Regions from separate parts of the Homo sapiens genome. Here region 1 is linked to region 2. A link is a contact called in ENCODE Hi-C or POLR2A ChIA-PET data. All regions are on one chromosome and are shown on one strand. The core of a region is the stretch at or near the end of the contact, and the rest is flanking DNA. Distances in the headings are between cores, read along the strand shown.

Region 1 (6,111 bases), core at 3,612-6,111, 110 kb after region 2:
AGGCGGAGGTTGCAGTGAGCCGAGATCACACCACTGCACTCTAGCCAGGGTGACAGAGCGAGACTCCATCTCAAAAAAAAAAAAAGGAAAAATTAATGCTAGAATCATACTCTCAAAGGGCACCAGCAGCTGGAGCCTATAGTAGCAGGTGCCCATTTCAGGGCTCTCCAGTTCACCAGTCACCACCCCTCCCTATTGCATTACACTTCGACCACTTTACCCGTATCCTGCCCTGGTGGGCATTTGAGTTTGCCAGTGAGGATCCCAGCAGGAAACAGATGCCCCCTTAAAATAGAGTTAGCATTAGGCAGGGCGCGGTGGCTCACGCCTGCAATCCCAGCACTTTGGGAGGCCAAGGTGGGCGGATCACCTGAGGTTGGGACTTCGAGACCAGCCTGACGAACATGGAGAAACCCCGTCTCTACCAAAAATGCAAAATTAGCCTGGCGTGGTGGCACATGCTTGTAATCCCAGGTACTCCGGAGGCTGAGGCAGGGGAATCGCTTGAACCCAGGAGGCGGAGGTTGTGGTGAGCCGAGATTGCGCCATTGCACTCCAGCCTGGGCAACAAGAGCGAAACTCTGTCTCAAAAAAAAAAAAAGAGAGAGAGAGAGAGGAGCAAGAAGTAGTGAACGCCCTGAGGCTAATCGCAGCAGCAGAGAGCCATTCTTGCCCCCAGGCCAGAAAGGCAAAGGTAGGTGTGGTTCCCAGAATCTGAAGAACACAGCTGTAGAGAAAGCGACCTGACCAGGACTGTGACCTTCAGGAGAGAGATGCAGCCAACCTGGGGCAACCTAGCAGAGAGGGCGCCAGGGAAATACATGCTCCAACCTCCCTTTCTCCTCCCTCCATCTCCTCCAGGTGTCTCCCGTTGGCTAAACCCAACTGGAAACTATAGAGTAGGGGAACGTGTGAATACCGTCCAGGGAAGGCCACCACGGAGGCCGGAGGGCAGGGTCGGAGAGGAGATCCGGAAGAGGAGATGAAAAATATGGCCGGGCCGGGCGCGGTGGCTCATGCCTGTAATCCCAGCACTTTGGGAGGGTAAGGCGGGCGGATCACTTGAGATCAGGAGGAGTTCGAGACCAGCCTGGCCAATATGGTGAAACCTCGTCTCTAATAAAAATACACCGGGCGTGGTTGTGGGCGCCTGTAATCCCAGCTACTCGGGAGGCTGAGGCAGGAGAATCACTTGAACCCGGGAGGCGAAGCTTGCAGTGAGCCGAGATCTGCCACTGCACTCCAGCCTGGGCAACAGAGTGAGGCTCTGTCTCAAAATAAAATAAAATAAAATAAAATAGAAAAGAAAAGAAAGAAAAAAAAAAATATGGCCGGCACAGTGGCTCATGCTTGTAATCCCAGCACTTTGGGAGGCTGAGGCAGTTGGATAACCTGAGGTCAGGAGTTCGAGACCAGCCTGGCCAACATGGTGAACCTCTGTCTCTACTAAATACAAAAAATTAGCCAGGCATGGTGGCGGGCACCTCAAATATTTTAGAATCGCTTGAACCCAGGAGACAGAGGTTGAAGTGGGCCAAGATTGTGCCATTGCACTCCAGCCTGGGTATGAAGAGCAAAAACTCTATCTCAAAAAAAAAAAAAAAAAGAACAAGAAAAATATTTACATGCCATCACTGATTTTAAATTCTTCCTGGCCAGGCACATCGGCTCACAGCTGTAATTCCAGCACTTTGGGAGACTGAGGTGGGCAGATCCCTTGAGTCTAGGAGCTCGAGACCAACCTGGCCAAACATGACAAAACCCTGTCTCCAAAAAAATACATAAATTTGCCAGGCGTGGTGGTGCGTGTCTGTAGTCCCAGCTACTGGAAAGGCTGGGGTGGGATGGTTTGAGTCCGGGAGCAGAGGTTGCAGTGAGCCGAGATAATGCCACTGACCTCCAGCCTGGGTGACAGAGTGAGACTCTGTCTCAAAAAAAAATTCTTCCTAGTAATAGTAGATAATAGCCAACACCACCTTCTTCAATACTCAAATTTTAGATACCAGTTCCTCTATAAAATATTTTTAGACCGCTTTCCCACCCAATAATAGAACTGAACCTCTTCTTGGTTTCTCCCCATTGTACCCCATTCATATTTCTGTTCTCCACCCAACACTTTTTTATTCTTGATTGTCCTCCAGGCTACCTCTGCTCACTCTGCCCTGATAACACTGAATACAGGAACTGTCTCCATCACCCAGAACTCCCGGAACCAAGCACTCAGCCCGACACGTCATACTTATTAAAAACACGGAGGTCGTGAGTGGATTTCCACGTATTGTTCTAGATGATGGAGAGGCCTGAAGAGTGAGGAGTGGGGAAGAAATGTCATCGCTGTTTTCACCTGCACCCTTGTTTCAGAGAAGTGAATAGTCATTCATCTCTGGTCAACAAAATGATAATAGTAGCAGCAACAATAATATTCTCTTTTTTTGAGCACTTCTTATGTGCCAAGTACTTTATGTATGCATTATCATAATTAAGTCTTTCAACAATACCATAAATCATATAATATTATGATCTCTATTTTTCCAGGGAGGAAACTGAGGAATAGAGAGAGTAAGTGGTGGGGGTGGGGGGCGCGGTGGCTCACGCCTGTAATCCCAACACTTTGGGAGGCCAAGGTGGGCAGATTGCTTGAGCCCAGGAGTTCAAAACCCACCTGAGCAACATGACAAAAACCCATCTCTATAAAAGATATAAAAATCAGCAGGGCGTGATGGTGTGTGCCACCAGTCCCAGCTACTCAGGAGACTGAGGTGGGAGGATCACTTGAGCCCAGGATGTGGAGGTTGCAGTAAACCGAGATCATACCACTGCACTCCAGCACTGACAACAGAGTGTGAGATCCTATCTCAAACAAAACAAAACAAAACAAAACAAAACAAAACAAAACAAAACACCACCAAGTTAGTGGTGAGGGCAGGATTTGACACCCAGATCCAACTGATGGATTTGAAGTCTTCAATCCGAAATACTACCTCTCTATTGTTCACATAGCCTTAAATTACTATTACTTCTACTACTTGTAAGCTGGACTATATGTTTGTTATTTCTATTAAAAGTATTGGAATTTTGATTCAGCAGTAAATACAGATCCAAATGAAACAGTGGCTTAAGCATAGAAAGGTTGTTTCCTTCATATAACAAGAAGTCCAGAGGTCAGCTCCTGCTGGTTTGATTCATTGGTTCGAGGATGCAAAGGATGAGATTTCCAATATTTTCTCGGACTTGCCCTCTTAGTCACAAAATTGCCACTTAAGCTCCACCAATCATTCCCATATTCCAGGCAGATAAAAAAAAGAAAAGTAGAAGGCAAAATGGCACCTGCCCAAGAGATAAAGCCTAGGCCGGGCATGGTGTCTCACACCTGTAATCCCAGCAGTTTGGGAGGCTGAGGCGGGCAGATCAGCTTGAGGCCAGGAGTTCAAGACCAGCCTGGCCAAAATGGTGAAACCCCGTCTCTACTAAAAATATAAAAAATTAGCTGGGTGTGGTGGCACACAACTGTTATCTCAGCTACTGAGGAGGCTGAGGCATGAGAATCACTTGAGCCTGGGAGGTGGAGGTTGCAGTGAGCCAATTGATATTGCACCATCACTACACTCCAGCCTGGGCGATACAGTGAGACCCTGTCTCAAAAAAAAAAAAAAAAAAAAAAGGAAGATAAGGCCTTTTTACAGAGCATTCCCACATGTCTCATCTGTATCTGCTTTCACTTCAGAAGTCACCCCTATTGGCAAGTGAGACTAGGATATAGATATATTTAACTGAGGACATTGCTGACCCCAACAGTATGGTGGCTCTGTTCACAAAGAATAGGGATGGTGGGTTGGCAGGTAACATTCTCTGCCACACTTCAAGTTATCTGTTTATGTCTATCACTTCATATCTTTTTTTTTTTTTTTTTTTTTGAGACAGAGTATCACTGTCGCCCAGGCTGGAGTACAGTGGCATGATTTCAGCTCACTGCAACTTCCAACTCCTGGTTCAAGCAATTCTCCTGCCTCAACCTCCTGAGTAAATGGGATTACAGGTGCGTACCACCATGCCCAGCTAATGTTTATATTTTTAGTAGAGACAGGGTTTCACCATGTTGACCAGGCTGGTCTGGAACTCTGACCTCAGGTGATCTGCCCACCTTGGCCTCCTAAAGTGCCAGGATTACAGGCATGAGCCACTGTGCCCAGCCAATTCATATCTATATCTTTAAATATTTATGCCTTATTCCAGGGGTTGGCAAACTAAGCCTACTGCCTGTTTTGAGAAATAAAGTTTTATTGGAAAACAGCCATGCTCATTCATTTACATATTGTGTATGGCTGCTTTCACAGGGCAAGGCAGAGTTTAGTAGTTGCTACAGAGAGGCCAGGTGGGCGCAGTGGCTCACGCCTGTAATCTCAGTACTTTAGAAGGCAGAGGCAAGAGGATCACATGAAGCCAGGAGTTCAAGACCAGCCTGGCCAACATGGCGAAATCCCGTCTCTACTAAAAATACAAAAATTAGTCAGGTGTGGTGGTGCAGGACTGTAATCCCAGCTATGGGCTGAGGCACAAGAATCATTTGAACCCGGTAGGCGGAGGTTACAGTGAGCCAAGATCACACCATTGCACTCCAGCCTGAGCGTCAGAGCAACACCCTGTCTCAAAAAGAAAAAAAAAAAAAGTTACTACAGAGGCCATCTGGCCTCCAAAGCCTAAAATATGTTTTTTTTTAATAGTTAATATCTCACCATTTACCAAAAAATGTTGCCAACTCCTCTTTTATTCTATTTCTTTTTGTCTTTGGAAAAACAAATTGTACCTCACTGTGACTCATTCACTGAAATGAGAATAGACCCAAATATAGTAGGTAAGACAGGAAGCAATCCTCCGTCATAATTTTAGTGTCTCTTTGTCATTCGTGCTGTGGCTCCAATTAACAAAGACCATTCAAAGAGCATATGAGATTTAATAGGCGTTTCCACTGTGATTTGCTGCAAGGTCTGAGCAATTTGATGTCATTTTTCAATATCTCTCACAACAATGGCAATCATTTTCACTAAAGAATAAACACACTTTTTGACTCCAGATGCCCAGAGACATTCCAGAAGACTCACACACAGGAACAATCTAAAATTATTCAGCTTTGGCCAGGTGTGGTGGCTCACTCCTGTAATCCCAGCACTTTGGGAGGCCGAGGCAGGCAGATCACCTGAGGTTGGGAGTTTGAGACCAGCCTCATCAACATGGAGAAACCCTGTCTCTACTAAAAATACAAAATTAGCCGGGCGTGGTGGCGCATGCCTGTAATCCCAGCTACTCGGGAGGCTGAGGCAGGAGAATCACTTGAACCTGGGAGGAAGAGGTTTTGATGAGCCGAGATCACACTATTGCACTCCAGCCTGGGCAACAAGAGCGAAACTCCATCTCAAAATAAATAAATAAAATAAAATAATTCAGCTTTGTACTCTATAGAAACATCACATTCAAAGGCAACTTTGTATGTGTGGGGATAATTACAAGTTTGATGGTAAGTGCAGGTTATCTGAGGAATAATTTCTGTGAAGAATTATACAGAAGTATACAGAGTGTTGATTGAAGAATATCTTTTTTTTTTTTTTTTGAATCTCACTCTGTCACCAGGCTGGAGTGCAGTGGTGCAATATCGCCTCACTGCAACCTCCGCCTCCTGGGTTCAAGTGATTCTCCTGCCTCAGCCTCCCAAGTAGCTGGGACTACAGGTGTGCACCACCATGCCTAGCTAATTTTTATATTTTTAGTAGAGACAGGGTTTCACCATGTTGGCCAGAGTGGTCTCAATCTCTTGACCTTGTGATCTGCCCACCTCAGCCTCCCAAAGCGCGGGGATTACAGGCATGAGCCACCATGCCCAGCCGAAGAATATCTTTTTTTTTTTTTTTTTTTTGAGATGGAGTTTCGCTCTTATTGCCCAGGCTGGAGGGCAATGGCGCCATCTCGGCTCACCGCAGTATCTGCCTCCTGGGTTCAAGCGATTCTCCTGCCTCAGCCTCCCAAGTAGCTGGATTACAGACAAGCGCCACCACACCCAGCTAATTTTGTATTTTTAGTAGAGGCAGGGTTTCTCCATGTTAGTCAGGCTGTTCTCGA
Region 2 (5,929 bases), core at 2,430-4,929:
ACGGATGCGTGATCTTTTAAAAAATGTTTTGAATCATTGCTAATTAAGCAGCTCAAGAATTGATTAAAGGGATGGAACATAGAGCCAAGAGGAAAAAATATGCAAGAATGGAACTTTAATGAATCCATTCAGAGGGGTGTGTGGGCAGAGAGTCACCACGGGATATGGTATCTGGCTTTTCCCAGAAAAACTAGTTCAATGACAAAACAAATGATCATAGTGACATTCTTTGCATTTTGATATTCTTAGATTGGTGGGCAAGAAGGAAACATTAGGAAAAAGAGAAAAACTACAGTCATTGCAACATGCTGGAAGGCATTGAATACACAGACCTTTGGCTAAACAGTTGTGGTCTTTATAATTTTAACATTCATTTGCTACTTCATTGACTATTTACTATGTCTTTAGTGTGTGTGCGTCAATGCTCTAGGGAACAAAACAAAGTTGCTGACCACCTGGAGTTTATAGATGAGCCACGCAGGCTGATATGGTAGCCACAGGCCTCAAGTGGCCACTGAGCACTTGAATGGGGCTGGTCGGGACTGAGATATGCTGTGAGAGTAAAACACACACTGGATTTCAAAGACTTAGTTCAAAAAATGAATAAAAAATATCTCATTAACAATTATTTTATGTTGATTACATGTTAAAATGATAATATTATGGACATACTGGGTTTAATGAAACACTACTATTATAATAAATATAATAGTATTCATTTTCTTTTTACCTTCTTTTTTTTTTTTGAAATGAGGTCTCACTCTGTCATCCAGGCCGGAGTGCAGTGGTATGATCACGGCTCACTGCAGCCTTGACCTCCCTGAGATCAAGCGATCCTCCCACATAAGCCTCCTGAGTAGCTGGGACTACAGGTGTGTACCATCATGCCCAGCTAGTATAATTTTTGTATTTTTAGTAGAGATGGAGTTTCATCATGTTCCCCAGGCTGGTCTCGAACTCCTGAGCTCAAGCTCTCTGCCTGCCTTGGCCTCCCAAAGTTCTGGGATGACAGGAGTGAGCCACCACGCCTGACCTCTTTTTACTTTCTTAATATGACTCCTAGAAAATTTTAAATTTCCTGTGTGGCTTGCATTATATTTCTGTTGGGTAGCACTGTCCTAGAGGTGTATAAGCTAGTAAATAATACATATATTAATATAATACTTCATAGTGATGAATGCTTTGAAGAAAGTGAACAGGACAAGAAAATGGAGCCATATGGGAGGTGAGGGCTCTGGCAGTATTTCATAAGGGGCTTCCATGGAAGTCTTTTCTGAAGAGGTAATATTTGATTATCCAAAGATGCAAGGTCGGGCATGGTGGCTCATGCCGGTAATCCCAGCATTTCGGGAGGCCAAGGTGGGCAGATCACCTGAGATCATGAGTTCAAGACCAGCCTGGCCAATATGGCAAAACCCCGTCTCTACTGAAAATACAAAAACTAGCTGAACATGGTGGCACATGCCTGTAATCCCAGCTACTTGGGAGGCTGAGGCACGAGAATCGCTTGAACCTGGGAGGCGGAGGTTGCAGTGAGCCAAGATCACGCCACTCTGGCCAAAAAAAAAAAAAAAAAAAAAATGCAGATAAATCTTGATTCCTAGAGAAATTGCTTAGACTCTGTTTTTTCATTGTGTCACCAGCTAAAATAGTCAACGAATAATCATAGAGAAACTGAGGGGGTTAAAAAATGTGGAAATAGTTTGTACCTTCTTCTGTGATGGCCTGACAGGCTTACAAGCCAGGAATAATTATTTTTCTCTTGTAAACAGTCAGCAAATGTTCAGAGAACCATCTTATTTAGGCACAAGTAATAAAAATCTTACAAATAGATTTTTCCTTCCCTGTAGCTATTTGTAGCTACATTATCCGTTTTTATTTATTTCTGATAAAACAACACCCATGTCTGATGATGGAGGGGGGTGGGGAAACCATAAGCAGAACTTCATGTTCCTCAAGGGTCTAGCTTAATTCCAAACAATAATTGTGTTTCCTGTCTCAGCAGGATAAATGTACAGCACAGGAAATTCTGTATAGAGTGGGCAGAGGCACTTTTCAAATTTCCCATATGAAGAGTATGCTATTATTGGAGTAGGGTAATTTGAGCACCTCTCACAAGTATAGTATAAAAAGTTAAACCCAGATTAGAGAGTTCTGCCCAGGGGAAACGAAAGTAAACAAAAATTGAAGCAGTGAACTGTTGAAACTCTAAATGCCGTTGAACTTTGAGCATGAAGAAGCCCTCCAAACAGCCCGTGCACACAGTCAGAGAGCTGTTGTTAACTCAGATTCTATCATTTACAGGTGCCCCATGTTCATGACATGTTAATTAGGCTTGACAATAAACTCAGCATTTGTTTCATATTAGAACAATGAGATTTTATACATGACTCAAGGGCTATATTTAGTGAATTCAAATCCAATAAAATAAATTATTTCAATGCTTCTACATTCATATTTGGGAACCCTAAGTATACCACAGATCATATCATGCTGTTGACACCAAACCTCACGCACCAAAACCTTGAAATAGACCAGATAACCTAAACTGTGGGAATTAGGACTGTTCCTACCACTTAAGAAAGAGTTCTCCTGCGTTTGCTATATTTCCAGAACTTGGCTTTACATGAATCAAAGACATGAGATCTCTTCCCCCATTCTCCACTTACTCCCCAAATGAAAAGAAAATGAAAGAAAGGCCAAAGAGTATTTTCTTTATTTTCTAAAATTATTTCCAACTTTTCCTAGTGACTCTTAAAAATAGAAATGTGGCCAGTGGCTTACTGGTCGGATCCTGAGCCGATGATTCATTGCCATGAGACGTTATTTCGTGAGACATTCTCTAAGGGAATCCAGGGAAAGAATTCTGTCCTAGTCACTCACATATTATGCTTTTAAGAATGAGGTGTGGCCAGAGTTCTCAGAGATCCTTGAAGAGAAAATTATTTTCATTGTTTTTTCTGTTTGTTAGCACTTTAAAACTTAAAAACAGTTGGGATAATTCTACTCACTGTGTGGGGGACAGCATGGTGTGTTTGAAGACGTGCCCGGAAGAGCACAAAAAGTGACTCTTTCTCTCCCCCATACCACACACTCAAATATATGTCACCTCTCTATCTCACTCACGATTCACGCATCTGCAAAAGTTCACAGATAGCAAATTGGCTCTCCAATCAAAATAACAATGCCAGTAAAGAAACCTCAAAGGGTCCAGAAACAAACATTCAAACAACAGGGTCCTACGAAAATTTCATTAGAGAGGAAATAGGTCCTTAGAACAGAACAAAACTAAACAGAAACTCTGAAGGAAGATGAGAAAGAATACTATGAATGTGGTTAGCTAGAAAGCTATTCAACAGCTTCCTTGCTTCCCTAATATCCAGCTGCAGGAATATGCCAAGGGGAGAAAAAAAAATCTTTCTTAGTCCTACTAAACGTAGGAAAAGTGCTATTCTGACTCCAAAGCTGAGCTGTAGATGGCAGTGAGTGGGTGGGAAGGGAATGTGAGCCGTCCCTAACAACAACAGAAAGCCTTCTGCTAGTATCCGTTCCCAAACTATAAACACTCAGAGACTCCTCGCCAAGCACATAATAAAAATTTCACCTCCCCCCCCAACCATGGTTTCCTGTAGTTTGTACTATTCAAATGCAAATTGTGATGAATATCAGCGTGGACTCTCCAACTTAAAGAACTCTGATTTTTTTTTTCATAAGTATCCAAAGCTTCCCACTGAGAAGAAAGCATCATTTAGGAGATACTCAACTGGTTGAGAAATATATGTGCTTATTTTAGAATTGGCACAAGAATATGTAAAATGATCCACTGATAATGATCACCCTAAGGGATGTCACACCCAAACGCCTATTTTTGCAAACAGAAAAGGAACAAATACAGCATTCTTTACTGAAAACTCTAAAGGAGATCCTGCACCATAAATTACAGACCTAATCTAAGAGTCAAGCAATGTTTACTCTAAAAGGTGACATTCCGAAATTTTCCTACAATCGGATTAGATGGAAGAGCACATTGTCTTTCTTTCACTTGGGAAGTAAGCCCTACCATAATTCTCTTTTAAGGGATGAATCATAGAGCCCCCACATCTGACAATGGATTAAGTCATTTGTTTTGTTTCTGGGATATATTCTACCCTTCACTACAACTGGGATCTACAATTTGTTCTAACATTTTCTGGCAATTTCTGATTTGTTCAGACAAAGACCAGAAGCTTAAGTCCCACGGAATTAACTGGTTGGATTATTACCAAGGTGGAACAGAGCCAGAAGGTTGAGAACATACACATCGTGTGCTCTTGGGACATAATATCTGCCTTCGCAAGGATGGTATCATTTCTCAGCCTCTCACCCACCAGTTAGCTCAACGAACTGGAAATGTTTTTCTTTCCTTTCCCTTTTTTTTCCCTAATTTTTTAACAGCAGGAACAGAATAAACTGGTAATAAATCAGGCAAGCAATATTTTTTTTTTTGCTTCTTGGAACATACTAGAAAATAATAGTAACTTATTTGTTACAACACTTATATCTCTACATTAACCAACAAGCCAAAAAGAAGATGAAAGAAAAAATTAAGAAGAGACAAAGAGGGAGGAGGATGGGGAGGAAGAAAGAAGGAGGGAGGGAGGGACAGAGGGAAGGAGGGAGGGAGGGAAGAGGGAGGGAAGAAGAAAGGAAGGGAGGAAATTTTCTGATTCTAAAAAATCAGAAGTCACCAAAGTAGCTTTCATATTCAACTAATTGAAGAGTATGTTTAAATAATATTCCATTTGCCTAGTACTTCACAGTTTCACATACATCAGCAATTGGTTGCCTGATATCATTTATCATCTTTTATACTGGAGGAAACCAATGATTTCAAAGATTAAATAATTTAAGAATGATCATGTACCTAGTACAATATTGAGCCAAAATAAAACTTGGTATTTCAGTCTGCTATGGTTTGAGTGTTCGTCACCTCCAAAACTCTTGTTGAAACTTAATTGCCGATGTGGCAGTATTGAGGGGTTGGACCTTTAAGAGGTGATTAGGTCACAAGGGCTCTGTCCTCATGAATGAATTAATTCTTTCATGGATTAATGGGCTAATGGGTTGTTATGGGAGTGGAACTGGTGTCTTTATAAGAAGAGGAAGAGAGACCTGAGCTAGAATGCTCAGCCTTTGTGCCATGTGATCATGTGATGCCCTGTGCAGCCTTGCGGCTCTGCAGAGGCCCCATCAGCAAGAAGCCTCTCACCAGATGACTCTCCTCAACCAGCTTCTAGAACTGTAAGGAGTAAATTTTGTTTCTTATAAATCACCCAGTTTCAAGGATTGTGTTACAAGCAATGAATCAGACACAGTCTTAGTTAATAGTTAATAGTAATAGTTAATAGTTTTCATCATGACACTAGAGAGCTTTCATTTATTCTGGTTCTGCTACGATACTTACATTAATCTCACATTTTCACAGGTATTTCCCAGTTTTTATGAACCCTCTCCCAAAATTATTTTGTGAGAAATTAAAGCACTGCACAACGTTGCAGCCACTGAAATTGTTCATAGTACAGATCGCATCTGTAGATCCATCTCCTTCTGCTTTGCTCAGAAAACACATTGACTTGGGTGGTGGGCCTGTCTTCCTACCCGGTTTCTCTTTTTTTCTTTTCTTTTCTTTTTTTCTTGAGACAGGGTCTCACTCTGTTGCCCAGGCTGGAGTGCAGTGGTATAATCACAGCACACTACAGGCTCTATCTCTTGGGCTCAAGCAATCCTCCTGCCTCAGCCTTCCAAGTAGCTCATCTACAGGCATGCACCACCACACCTGGCTATTTTTTTTTTTTTATTTTTAGTAGGCACAAGGTCTCACTATGTTGCCCCAGGCTGGTCTCCAACTCTTGAACTCAAGAGATCTTCCTGCCTCAGCCTCCCAAAGTGT

What was found. Hi-C counts contacts between places; a loop is a spot of excess contacts on that map. ChIA-PET counts read pairs that join two places held with the same protein, here RNA polymerase II (POLR2A). Pooled maps may share reads with other maps.
Region 1: a map of endothelial cell of umbilical vein shows a loop between it and region 2 (6-fold over the local background). The contact joins two enhancer-like sites. A Hi-C loop is called at or near these places in 10 of 168 maps with a recorded cell type or tissue (B cell, Calu3, MCF 10A and 7 more), 5 of 37 single-sample maps with no recorded cell type and 11 of 50 pooled maps. POLR2A ChIA-PET finds 5 or more read pairs at or near these places in 18 of 52 experiments (A549, A673, AG04450 and 14 more).

What each region holds. Positions count from the first base shown.
Region 1 is chr20:53,719,957-53,726,067 of GRCh38, reverse strand. No RefSeq gene overlaps it. Among named protein-coding and RNA genes, the nearest start is that of ZNF217, 130 kb to the right of the region's middle. RefSeq lists enhancers at 1-728, 729-1,728. Within about 2 kb of position 4,861, at least 4 of the 41 ENCODE cell types and tissues checked have a DNase peak (open chromatin) inside an H3K27ac peak, as active enhancers do; they include B cell, PC-3 and Panc1, where a contact is called at or near this core.
Region 2 is chr20:53,826,470-53,832,398 of GRCh38, reverse strand. No RefSeq gene overlaps it. Among named protein-coding and RNA genes, the nearest start is that of BCAS1-AS1, 86 kb to the left of the region's middle. RefSeq lists a cis regulatory region at 2,220-2,233 and enhancers at 2,155-2,299, 3,566-3,675. Within about 2 kb of position 3,679, at least 28 of the 41 ENCODE cell types and tissues checked have a DNase peak (open chromatin) inside an H3K27ac peak, as active enhancers do; they include B cell, PC-3 and Panc1, where a contact is called at or near this core.